2 separate regions of the Homo sapiens genome follow, and region 1 is linked to region 2. A link is a loop called in an ENCODE intact Hi-C map of the cell type or tissue named here. Cell type or tissue: heart right ventricle. All regions are shown on one strand. Each heading gives the region's core, and the rest is flanking DNA. Links, peaks and the distances in the headings are about the cores only. Region 1 overlaps PDLIM5 (PDZ and LIM domain 5). Region 2 has its middle 46 kb from the start of PDLIM5.

What was found. Peaks named below come from ENCODE experiments on the same cell type or tissue, not always from the same donor. Only the 100,000 strongest peaks of a DNase experiment are listed, where the experiment ranks them.
Region 1: a loop joins it to region 2, with 3 times the contacts of the local background. A loop is called at or near these places in 6 of 110 quality-filtered maps.

The regions. Positions count from the first base shown.
Region 1 is chr4:94,498,165-94,503,557 of GRCh38, forward strand. All of the region lies in intron 2 of PDLIM5 (PDZ and LIM domain 5), which reads left to right. Among named protein-coding and RNA genes, the nearest start is that of PDLIM5, 49 kb to the left of the region's middle. In heart right ventricle, for the core only: no CTCF peak of the experiment used is centred there; a DNase peak (open chromatin) is centred at 2,710; H3K27ac peaks cover 2,812 bases.
Region 2 is chr4:94,403,709-94,409,101 of GRCh38, forward strand. No RefSeq gene overlaps it. Among named protein-coding and RNA genes, the nearest start is that of PDLIM5, 46 kb to the right of the region's middle. In heart right ventricle, for the core only: CTCF peaks have their summits at 3,154 (motif pointing right) and 3,354; a DNase peak (open chromatin) is centred at 3,163; H3K27ac peaks cover 3,059 bases.

The sequences.
Region 1 (5,393 bases), core at 299-5,298, 94 kb after region 2:
ACTTGCTGAGGGACACTACTGTAACATTTATTCCTCATTTAAATTCAGTGGCTAAATTTAAAATCACTTCCCCAGGAGTAATTGCAGAAGTCTTTCACCCATGGCTGAAAATGAAAAATAAATTTATTTAATAGAGATGCTTTTGTGTTTTCATATTTCATTTAAAAAACTTTTGCTATCATAATGACATATTCACAGTTCACGACTTTCACACATATGGGTCTTCTTTTTGAAATTCTTTCTGCCTAGCTAACACTTGGACTTTCTGAGGAACTAACCTGGTTGACTCCTAGACTAGTTGAGACATGCATGTCACTTCTCAAAATACCTTGCATTAAAGAAGTAGCACATTTATGAGAATTGTATTTAAATACTGAAATTTTACTAATTATTTAATTACTTTCTATACTAACTTCACAAGGCAACACTTGCATTTTCGTTGTTGTTGTTCACTGCTGTATTGCCATTTCCCATTGCCTCTTTGATGCTTAATGGATGTGTACAGAATGAATGAATGCATGTGTGCATCCACTGTAAGATGAGGAGGGGAAACTGATGTGGGTGGGAAGACCTCTGAATCATAAGTAAAGTTTTGAGGGTTTTTCTCCTCCTCTCACATTTGTGTTTTGGAAAAGTAGGTTCTTTAATCCTTCATGTGTGACCTTTCACAAGGCAATTAAATTTTTTTATAAAGCCTGTTTTACTTTATTATGTGACTTCATAATTATAACTATCTGATATTTTATTCTCATTTAGCAGATTGCTCAAACAATAGGTATAAAAGCTGTTAACGGTAAAAATGTAGCTGTTAATGGTAAAAATGTGAATCACAAATTATTTTATGGAAGTATTTAGGGTTGGGTATTGTGGTCTACTTTAGTAGACCATATGAATGAGAACTTGAACACTTTCAAAATAATTTGAGATAAGATTGGTTAGACCAAATGGTCACCAAAATATAATTTATGTTAATAGATATTTCTGGAAAAAGCGAAGCCTTCTCTGAAAAATAAAGTCTTTCTTATAATTAAGAGACATGCATATTATATTTTACTGTTACAATAACCACAGGTCTTTATTTAATTACAAGAGAGAAAAAATATAAAATGGAGGAAAAAAGTAATTATCTGTATTTTTTCACCCCTTTCTTGGAAATAAATGGAAACTTTCATTTATTTATTTATTGAATAAGTCATATATTCATAAGGTTCTAACAAAAGCTACAACAAACACATAGGTGAAAAATATATATTATATTAGTCTTCTATATTTGCAGGTTCTGCATCTGTGGATTGAAAATGTTTGGAAGAAAAACAATGTAACAATAAAAAATACAAAGAAAAGAACCTAATACTGTATAACAACAGTTTACATAGCATTTACATTGTGTTAAGCATGACAAGTAATCCAGAGATGATTTAAAGTATATAGGCAGATGCGTGTAGGTTATATACAAATACTATGCCATTTTATATAAGGCACTAGTCCCCAGTCCCCGGGTTATGGATGGGTACAGATCCATGGCCTGTTAGGAACCAGGCTGCACAGCAGGAGGTGAGTGGCAGGTGAGTGAGCATTACCACCTGAGCTCCGCCTCCTGTCAGACCAGCAGTGGCATTAGATTCTCAGACCAGCAGTGGCATTAGATTCTCAGAGGAGCACGAACCCTATTGTGAACTGCACGTGCAAGGGATCTGGGTTGCAGGCTCGTTATGAGAATCTAATGCCTGATGATCTGAGGTAGAACAGTTTCATCCTGAAACTGTAACCCATCCTCCCCTCCCCCTGACCCACCTGTGGAAAAATTGTCTTCCATGAAACCAGTCCCTGGTGTCAAAAAGGTTCGGACTGCTGATTAAGGGACTTGAGCACCTGTAGAATTTTGTATCTGCAGGGGGTCTTGGAACCAATCCCCTGAGGATACCCAGCATGACCATACTTTTCATATATTTTAAGAACTGTATGTATTTCCTTTCATTAGACAGACGCTTTTAATGTAAAAACCTTGTACATAGTAGAGAATCTAGAAGTGGTATCACTTTGACAGTGGTGACTCTCTGTACTTTGATAACTCAAAGTATAATTTTTTCTGATTAAGTTTCTGCACCTGTTAGCAAAAGCAACCCCTTTCAGAGCATCTGAAACCTTGTAAGAATTTTTGAAAAGCTGTGAACTTTATTAATATTTGTGAATTCCTTCATTTTCAGCCAAAGGGATATTCATATAACAGTTAACATTTTACCAAGTCTTAAACTAGAGGATTGATATTCACAATATTTGGCCTCAGGAAAGTTTTATGTAAGTTATACAGGCATTTTTCATTTTTTCACTGGGGAATTGATGGCAGACTAGAGAGGGGAAGAAGAACAAAGAAAGCATGAAAAGGGGCAGAAAAGGTGTTTTGAGAATTCCGGTCTTTATTTTCCATAAAAGAAGTGATAGCAACTAAAATAGTATTTTTTAGTTCTTTTATTTACTTCTAATTTTTAAAATACAAAGTATAAAGAAGACTTTTTAAAAAGTTGCTGATAATCGTGTCTGCTCCTTCCTGGTAATATTCCTAGGAAGAATATTTTTCTAAATTTATTTCTTTCAAAGTTTATGGATTTTATTTATTTATTTATTTATTTATTTATTTTTAGACAGAATCTGGCTGTCTCCCAAGCTGGAGTGCAGTGACGTGATCTTGGCTCACTGCACCCTCCACCTCCCAGGCTCAAATGGTCCTCCTATCTCAAGTTTCCCAGTACTGAGACTACAGGCATGTGTCACCATGCTCAGTTAATTTTGTATTTTTTGTAGAGACAGGGTTTCGCCATGTTGGCCAGGCTGGTCTCCAAATCCTGGGCTCAAGTGATCCACCCACCTTGGCCTCCCAAGGTGCTGGAGTTACAGGTGTGAGCCACTATACCTGGCCTTTTTTTTTTTTTTTCTCAGACAAGGTCTTGCCCAGGCTGGAGTACAGTGGCAGGAACACACCTCACTGCAGCCTCGACCTCCCAGGCTCAAGCGATCCTCCCACCTCAGCCTCCTGAGTAGCTGAGACTACAGGTGTGTGCCACTATGCCTGGCTAATCTTTTTAATATTATTTTATTTTTTGTAGAGATGGGGTTTTGCCATGTTGCCCAGGCTGGGCTCAAACTCCTGAGCTCAAAAAGTCTATCCACTTGGGTCCCCCAAAGTGCTGGTATCACAGGCGTGAGCTACTGTACCCTGCCTAATTTTATGGCATTGAGGGCATAAAAAATGGTCTTTGCTGTTCCAGTGTAGTGCTAATCAAAGTGCTGCCTGTGGATTTGTCAGTTTATGACAACATAAGTTCAGAAATTGAGAGTAAGAATTTAGAAATTTTTATAGCAATTTGACAGTAATTTTATGTCTGTTGAATCTAATAATAAGAATTTGGGGCCTGTATTTTATAGTTTTTTAGAGTTCATTTTTCTGATAACTTGGTTTTTGTTGTATTTTACTAAAGTATTAGCCTGAAACAGATTGGAGACTTTAAAAGACTGACAATCCTCACAGTTTGAGAAGCTGTGCTCTATATTATTTCATTTTTCAATCATATTTGAGATCTTCTTATTCCTCCCTCACTCAACCAACCTCCCTCTTCTCAGAGATAGACTTCCATCATCATTCATCAAGGGCATACCAAGGAAGATCTTCCCACCAAAATAAAAATATTGGGAAGAAATAGTGATACCCATCAGGGATGGGAGAAAAACTCAGAAGGCTGACTTCTTTCCTCTCTGGATGAGCCTACTAATGGGGTTATGGAGTAAGGTTCAGTAGGAGAACTGCAGAGATTTATAGAATGAAGAAAGGGGACTTTGGGGGCTCTGCCTTTTCTGCTACTTTTCTCTCTTCGTTTCCTTCTTTTTCTTCATTTCTCTCCCCTTTTCCCTTATTCCTACTCTTCTTCTGCTTCCTTTTCTCTCTTCCTTTTTGGTCTAGGTGGTTAGAATTTGTGACTGAGGAAATTTGTTTTGAAGCTTGTGTGATGTTTGGAAATAGCTGTGTTTCTCCTGGAAGCTAGAAGAGACATACCGAGAGTTAATCAGGGCAGCCATCTAGAGTTAGGCTTTAAGAGAGTGAAAACTCCTGACTTATCCAGCCTACTATATTTAAGTAGGAAGAACAGATAGTGAGATTGAGGGATTCAACTGTTAAAGAATCAAATGTGCAATGTGTCAAATGTGTTATCTCAGGAGGGAGGATGGCAATGATGTGTAGGGTAAGCGGCAGCCCACATGGTGGTCATGAGATGGGCTTTGGAGTCACACTGCCTGGGTTCCAGCCCCAGCCCTGTGATCTTTAGCTCTGTGACCTTAGACTAGCAACTTAAGTTCTTTCCATCTTGTTTTCTCAGTTACAAATTGAGGATAAAAGTATCTACTCCATAGGATTTTTATGAGATTAAGTAAGTTAAGGCCGGGCGCAGTGGCTCACACCTGTAATCCCAGCACTTTGGGAAGCCGAGGTGGGTGGATCTTTTGAGGTCAGGAGTGCTAGACCAGCCTGACCAGCATGGTGAAACCCCATCTCTACTAAAAATACAAAAATTAGCCGGGCGGGGTGGTATGCACCTGTAATCCCAGCTACTCGGGAGGCTGAGGCAGGAGAATTGCTTGAACCCAGGAGGCAGAGGTTGCAGTGAGTCAAGATCATGCCACTGCACTTCATCCTGGACAATGGAGTGAGACTCCACCTCATTAAAAGAAAAAAAAAAGTTAATACATGTAAAACATCTAACTATCCAGGAAGCATATTGAAATAGATATCTTTGTGATTGTTGCCACTGCTGTAGGTACTAGCCATATATTTTGCAGGGCGAGCTTTGGTAAGGTTTTTTCCTTTCTAGTTTGTTATTTTGAAAATGTTGGTTTTAATTCGTAGACAGACATTTTTGGTAATGATTGTCTTTCTGTTTTCAAGTTTAGAGATATAGGATATGTTGGGTATTACTTAAATTATTTCCCATGTCCCCCTGTAACTGATAGTCACAAAACAGAGGCATAGAAAGGTAAATTATTAGGGTGGCAAGCAAATTACTTTATATAGTCTACACTTCCTCATCTCCCTCACCACCTAAACTGCTTAAACTGCTGAGCAAACTCAGGACGATAATTCAGTGACTGGTGTACTCCGATTTGAAATAACTTTTTGGATACTGAATATTAATTCAGTGTTTAAATTATTACTGCAAGAGGATTTCTTAATCTGTCTTTAGCCAGTAGAATTTTTGAATAACTTGGGTATTTTTCACTGACTTTTCCTAAATAATACTGTTTTAGAATAGCCTCTCATCGTGTAGTAGGAAGATGGTTTTGATAGTAGAGCTTCACATTGGGACAAGAAGAGCAGTAATATTGTCCAGTTCATGTGTGAATTT
Region 2 (5,393 bases), core at 280-5,279:
AAACTGGCTAATAAATAACCCTTACATTAGTTATATTTTGCAGCAAAATAAGCCACTCTTAAACTGTCCTCAGTTTTAAATTGCTAGACAGAAAAAAACAACATTTATATTTCTGGCTAGCAATTCTGTGAGTTAGCAATGCCAGCTGGCAATGTCAGTTGGCCAGTTCTTCTGCTGGTCTTTCCTGGGCTCAGACATTCAGCTGCATCTGCTGGTTGGGTTGGCTGGGGGTTAGTGGTTCTTAGGACAGCCACACTCATGTGTCTTGCAATTGGTGCTGGCTCTTGGTTAGTATTGGCCCTGAACTGGGAGACAGAGATGGCTGGGCTACATGTTTTCATCAACTTTTTCATTTAAGTGTCTTAGGGTTCTCACAAGAAGCAAGACAAGGCAAGCCCCAGTGCATAACACTTTTCAGGTTTTTTGGTATCACATTTGATTATTGTCTCTTTGGCCAAATTACGTCAAATGGCTGGGTCCAGAGTCATTATAGGAGGATCTATCCAAGGTCATGGATACAAGGAGGCTTGGACAAATCGTGGCCATTAGTGCAACAAAATACTCTAAAAGTATAACATTTGACTAGAATGAGATCGATGAGCAATGTCATGGAATAGGTATTATTTTGTAGCCACATCTTACTAAAAAATCAAGTATTAAAAATTATGGTATAATCAAAATAGGCTATAGGAATTATGAGACAAAATTATTATGGCTATAATAGTTTACGAAGGGCCTAAAGGAAAGAATGGCATGTAATGGCTCTCCAAGAATAGACAGGAATTTGATGCATTAAGAGGAATCTCTGGACAGAGGTTTAGAAGTGAGTAGTTAAGGGATACAACCTGAGAAAAGGCACAGATGACAAAGAACATGACAGGTGTGGGATAGTGAAGGAACAAACTTAAGTATAGTAGATAGCCCACCGGGAATTCTAGAAAATAAGACTAAATAAGTAAAATCAGCATAAATTATGAATGAGGACATTTTAACGTCAGACGTAAATTCAAATTATACTTTCATGATATCAAGAATATTTTAGGATGAATCATTTAGTATCAGAATTAAAGCTGGATGAGGGCAGGGATGAGCAGTAAAAACCAGATATACATTTAATACAATAATCCAAATTAAAGTACAAACATTGAAAATAGGGGGACTGGGACAAATACATGAAACATATTACATGAGAGGAATGGAAAGGAACAAATTCAAGACAAATTACACATAGAAAATAATGAAACTTTAAAACGATAGATTTAGACTCAATACCTCTTTCCTCCCACATCCCCTTTCCCTTTACAGCACAGTCTTTCATATATTTGAAAAGAGCTAAAACAGCACTACATCTTTCGTATTTTAGAAGTAATTTCCCCAGTTTAAGTATTCTTCATATGGCTTCCCACATTTCCTGCTGCTGAATACTATGTAGTTTGTCGATATCATTAAACTCTGATGCCCATAATAGAGAAGAGTATTTCACATGTGTCTGACCAGGGTAGAGTACAGCACTGATCTAAATACCATACTTATATTAATGCAGGCAATGTCTACATTGGATTTTTTTCCCTGTAATATCACACAATCAGTTCATATTTATCCTATAAAATCAACTAACTTCCTCAGAAACTTTATGAGGTCAAAGTCAGACCATATTCTAAGTCAGTTTACCTTCAAATATTTTTCACAGACCAGGCTCTAAAAATATTTTAAAATTAAGTATATATATGTATATATATATATATTTTTTTTTTAAAGACTCACTCTAGACATGGGCAAAATTTTTTAAATGTTTAGGGATATTCTGAAATCTTTTAGAGTGACTTGTTTTAGGATTCTCTTGCTGCCATTACGCAGCCCTATCATATGTGGATGCACAAATGAATGTGGTATTTAGTACAAATGATGCTCTTTCACTTACACGATGAGAATTTACTGATCTTGGTTATAGAAACAATTCTAAAACCTCTATTCCTGTTCCTAGCAGACACTTCACCCTTAGAGATCAAAGAATTTGAAGTCGTAAGATATAAATCGACTGGGAATCCAGACATTTTTCTGGACACTCATGTACATGACAGCAGGTTCATTAATAATTAGGTCGTTACACCGACAATTAATCAAGTCATGTCATTTTAATACATGGAAAATAAACCTGTCAGTGACAGCTTAACCACCTTTCATCTTCTTACAAGCAAGGCAACAAATAAATATGACAGTTTAAGAACAGGTGTAAATAAGAGACACGGCTCAGACAGGAATCTTCTCCTCTCCCTTTGCCATCCTCCCCCATCACACACACCTACACTAGTTTTATTTAACACCGTAACTCCTCTCCCATTATGATTTTCTTTTTTAAAAATTGCAGCTGAAAATACTGAAAATCATCCCAATGACCAGTGAGTCAAGCATGTAAGATCAAATGATTATTTTTCTAGTAAATAAGATACAATTACTGGCCAGGCACAGCAGCTCATGCGTATAATTGCAGCACTTTGGGAGGCCAAGGTGGCAGGATTGCTTGAGGCCTACAGTTCAAGACCAGCCTGGACAACATAGCGAGACCCCATCTCTACAAAAATTTTACAAATCAGCCAGGTGTGGTGGCACGTGTCTGTAGCCCTGCCTACTCGGGAGGCTGAGGTGGGAGGATCACTTCACCCCAGGGAGGTCGAGGCTGCAGAGACCCAAGATCATGCCATTGCACTCCAGCCTGGGTGACAGAGTAAGACTCTGTCCCAGAAAAAAAAAAAATATATATATATATATATACACACACACACACACACACACACACATATATATATGTATATATATATAATTACTCTTTGACCTTGATGGGAAAAGATGTACCATAAATTTTATCTTTGTACTTATCATCACCTATATTGCAGGCTTCTTCGGGAGTAAGAACTAGAACTATCTTAGTACCTTTTACATTTTGTTAAATGTAAAAATTTTTTATAGCAACGAACACAACCCACCAATACATAAAAATACAATGAGAATATGTGCCTTTTAACAAGGTAAATGAAAGACTTTTGTGATGTGAAGATGGGATTGGCAATAGATGGTAAACTTGAAAAAAAAAAATAAGTAAAAGAGGCAACTTCTCCGGGATATGCTAAAGTACCTGAGAAGTAGAAAGGACACCACTAGAGGGCGGTAGCCTCCTCGCTTGCCATAACTAGATTCTCTTATGCGAAACTTCCTACACCTAAAGTTGTTCAGTATTTCTTCCAGCTAATACTTGATTATTTTCTTCCTCCCACAGCAAATATCTGTTATGTTGTTTCACTAACCTTGAAATCCCAGTGACTCGGAGGTATAATATAATGCCTAGGAGTGTGAGCTTGAATAGAATATTTAGAACCTATTGTATTTTTATTGCTATTTTGGCCAAATAACTTTGAAACAAGCTGACACCTGAGATTTGGGAGAGATGTCATTTCTCACACCAAGTACTATGCACACAAGTAAAATTTAGTCTGTGGCCTGGCAAACGCTAGTTAAGATTGCTTCTTCTCAAGTCACACTTTGCCCTTTATCTTAGCACACAGGCAGCTGCGACAAGAGAGCCCTTTTGCCGAAAATAGCTTTCCAGCAGCCTGTCACTTTCCCCGAATCCATTAAGAGAGTGGTTCCCAACCTTTCAAAATGAGGACCCTTTACAAGCAAAATTTCACAGACATCTATGTGATAATTCTTGAGCTCTTAAAATTGGAGGTTAATATATCTATAACATCAAAAAGATAGTATAAAAAAGATACTATAATTTCAGTAACACCTTTTAATGAATTAGTATTGTATTAACCACAACAGCGTACATTTAAAAGATAGATAGAAGTACAAATATACAAAATATAATATTTAGCAGTTAACAGTTAAGGCTCATTGCCTAAGCAGGTTCATGAACCCCTGATGTAAACTCATGGTCTACCCCTTACGTACCCCACAAGGTCTGGGGTGTGCAAAGAGGGAATTGTTGAATTTGTGTATTATCCCACCAGACATCCAGTTTTAAGATGGAAACATCCTATTTTCTCATTTGACTTTTTTTAATACATCACAAACTCTCAGAAATGGAAAATGTGTATCTTTCTGCATACAATTAAGAAAGACCACAGTTTCTGGCATTCATCAGTTAACAAACCTAATCTAAGTTTGTGTGTAGCTGCTTACATATGATCTTCTTGTGAAGATTTACCAGGGTTCACATTTTTAAAATATCCATGAAAGTTTGATCTCTCAAAGACGTCAGTTCCACATACAGTGTGTCAGTATGACCTGAAAAAATTTCTCTGGTGTCCTAATGAGTACGTAACATGCATTCTTTAGCTTGAATTTCCTGTGAGTTTTGACATCATAGATTAAATATCTCCTGGCATATTAAAAGAGTATCTGGAGTCATGTAGCTCTGAAGAGAGCCAAGATTCCATAGCTCATGTTAGCTGACAGTGAAACTCCACCACTTAATTCTGGGAAAAGTCAAATTCTATCTTGTACCAAAGTCACTTACTGTACATACATTCTGCCCCTGCTTCTCATTGGAAGTGATCAACTGAAGGACAACATTTTAATTAAATAAAATAAAATGGTTATGTATTTAATTTAATTAAACATTCATGCTAGTTTAACTGTTATCAAGGTAAGATATTAAATATAATAGGATCCTATACAGTACTAAACTGAAGAAAATAAACTTACTCAAAAGACAGCATTCAATTCCTATGTCAATTAAGAAGCCATCATGTAAGATAGGGAAAATTAATTAATTATACTTTTCTATGTGTTGCTACTTTTCTACAAAACAGAAGTGATTGTTCTTATCCTTGTTAAATATACACATTCTTGTTAAATACAGAAAGGGGTTCTATGAGTCAAAGGCTGACAGAGAAATATAGAAGCTTGTCTGGAACCTACACCAGTGCTTCCCATCTATTTAGGTACAAGGTCCTCTTTTGAACATGCTAACTCCACAGTCTTTCACACTGGCAAGTCTGGTTTACGTATGCATCTGTGGGCCCTCGTCAGTGAGTAGAACTCTCTGGAATTTGGAGGCCAGAGTTGGGAAGTGCTGATCTGGGTTAACCTTCATTTTCTGAGGTCTGGAGAGATTAAGTGATTTGCACAAAATTACACAATTAACTAGGGTAAGCTACAGCTAAACTACAAGTCTCTTCAAGCTCTGTCTCATACAATTTCCACCACCCCCTAAATTATAGATGAAAGTACACAGAGTCACAGAAAGAAGATTCCTATGCTAATTCGGAGCACTGTATTTTCAGGCAAATTTATCAGCTAAGTGCTGAGAGCGCTACTGCACTTTAGATCTGGAAACGCAGAAGGGTGCTCAGGAAACTTATAAATAGAATGGTTGCAGATAGTTTGAT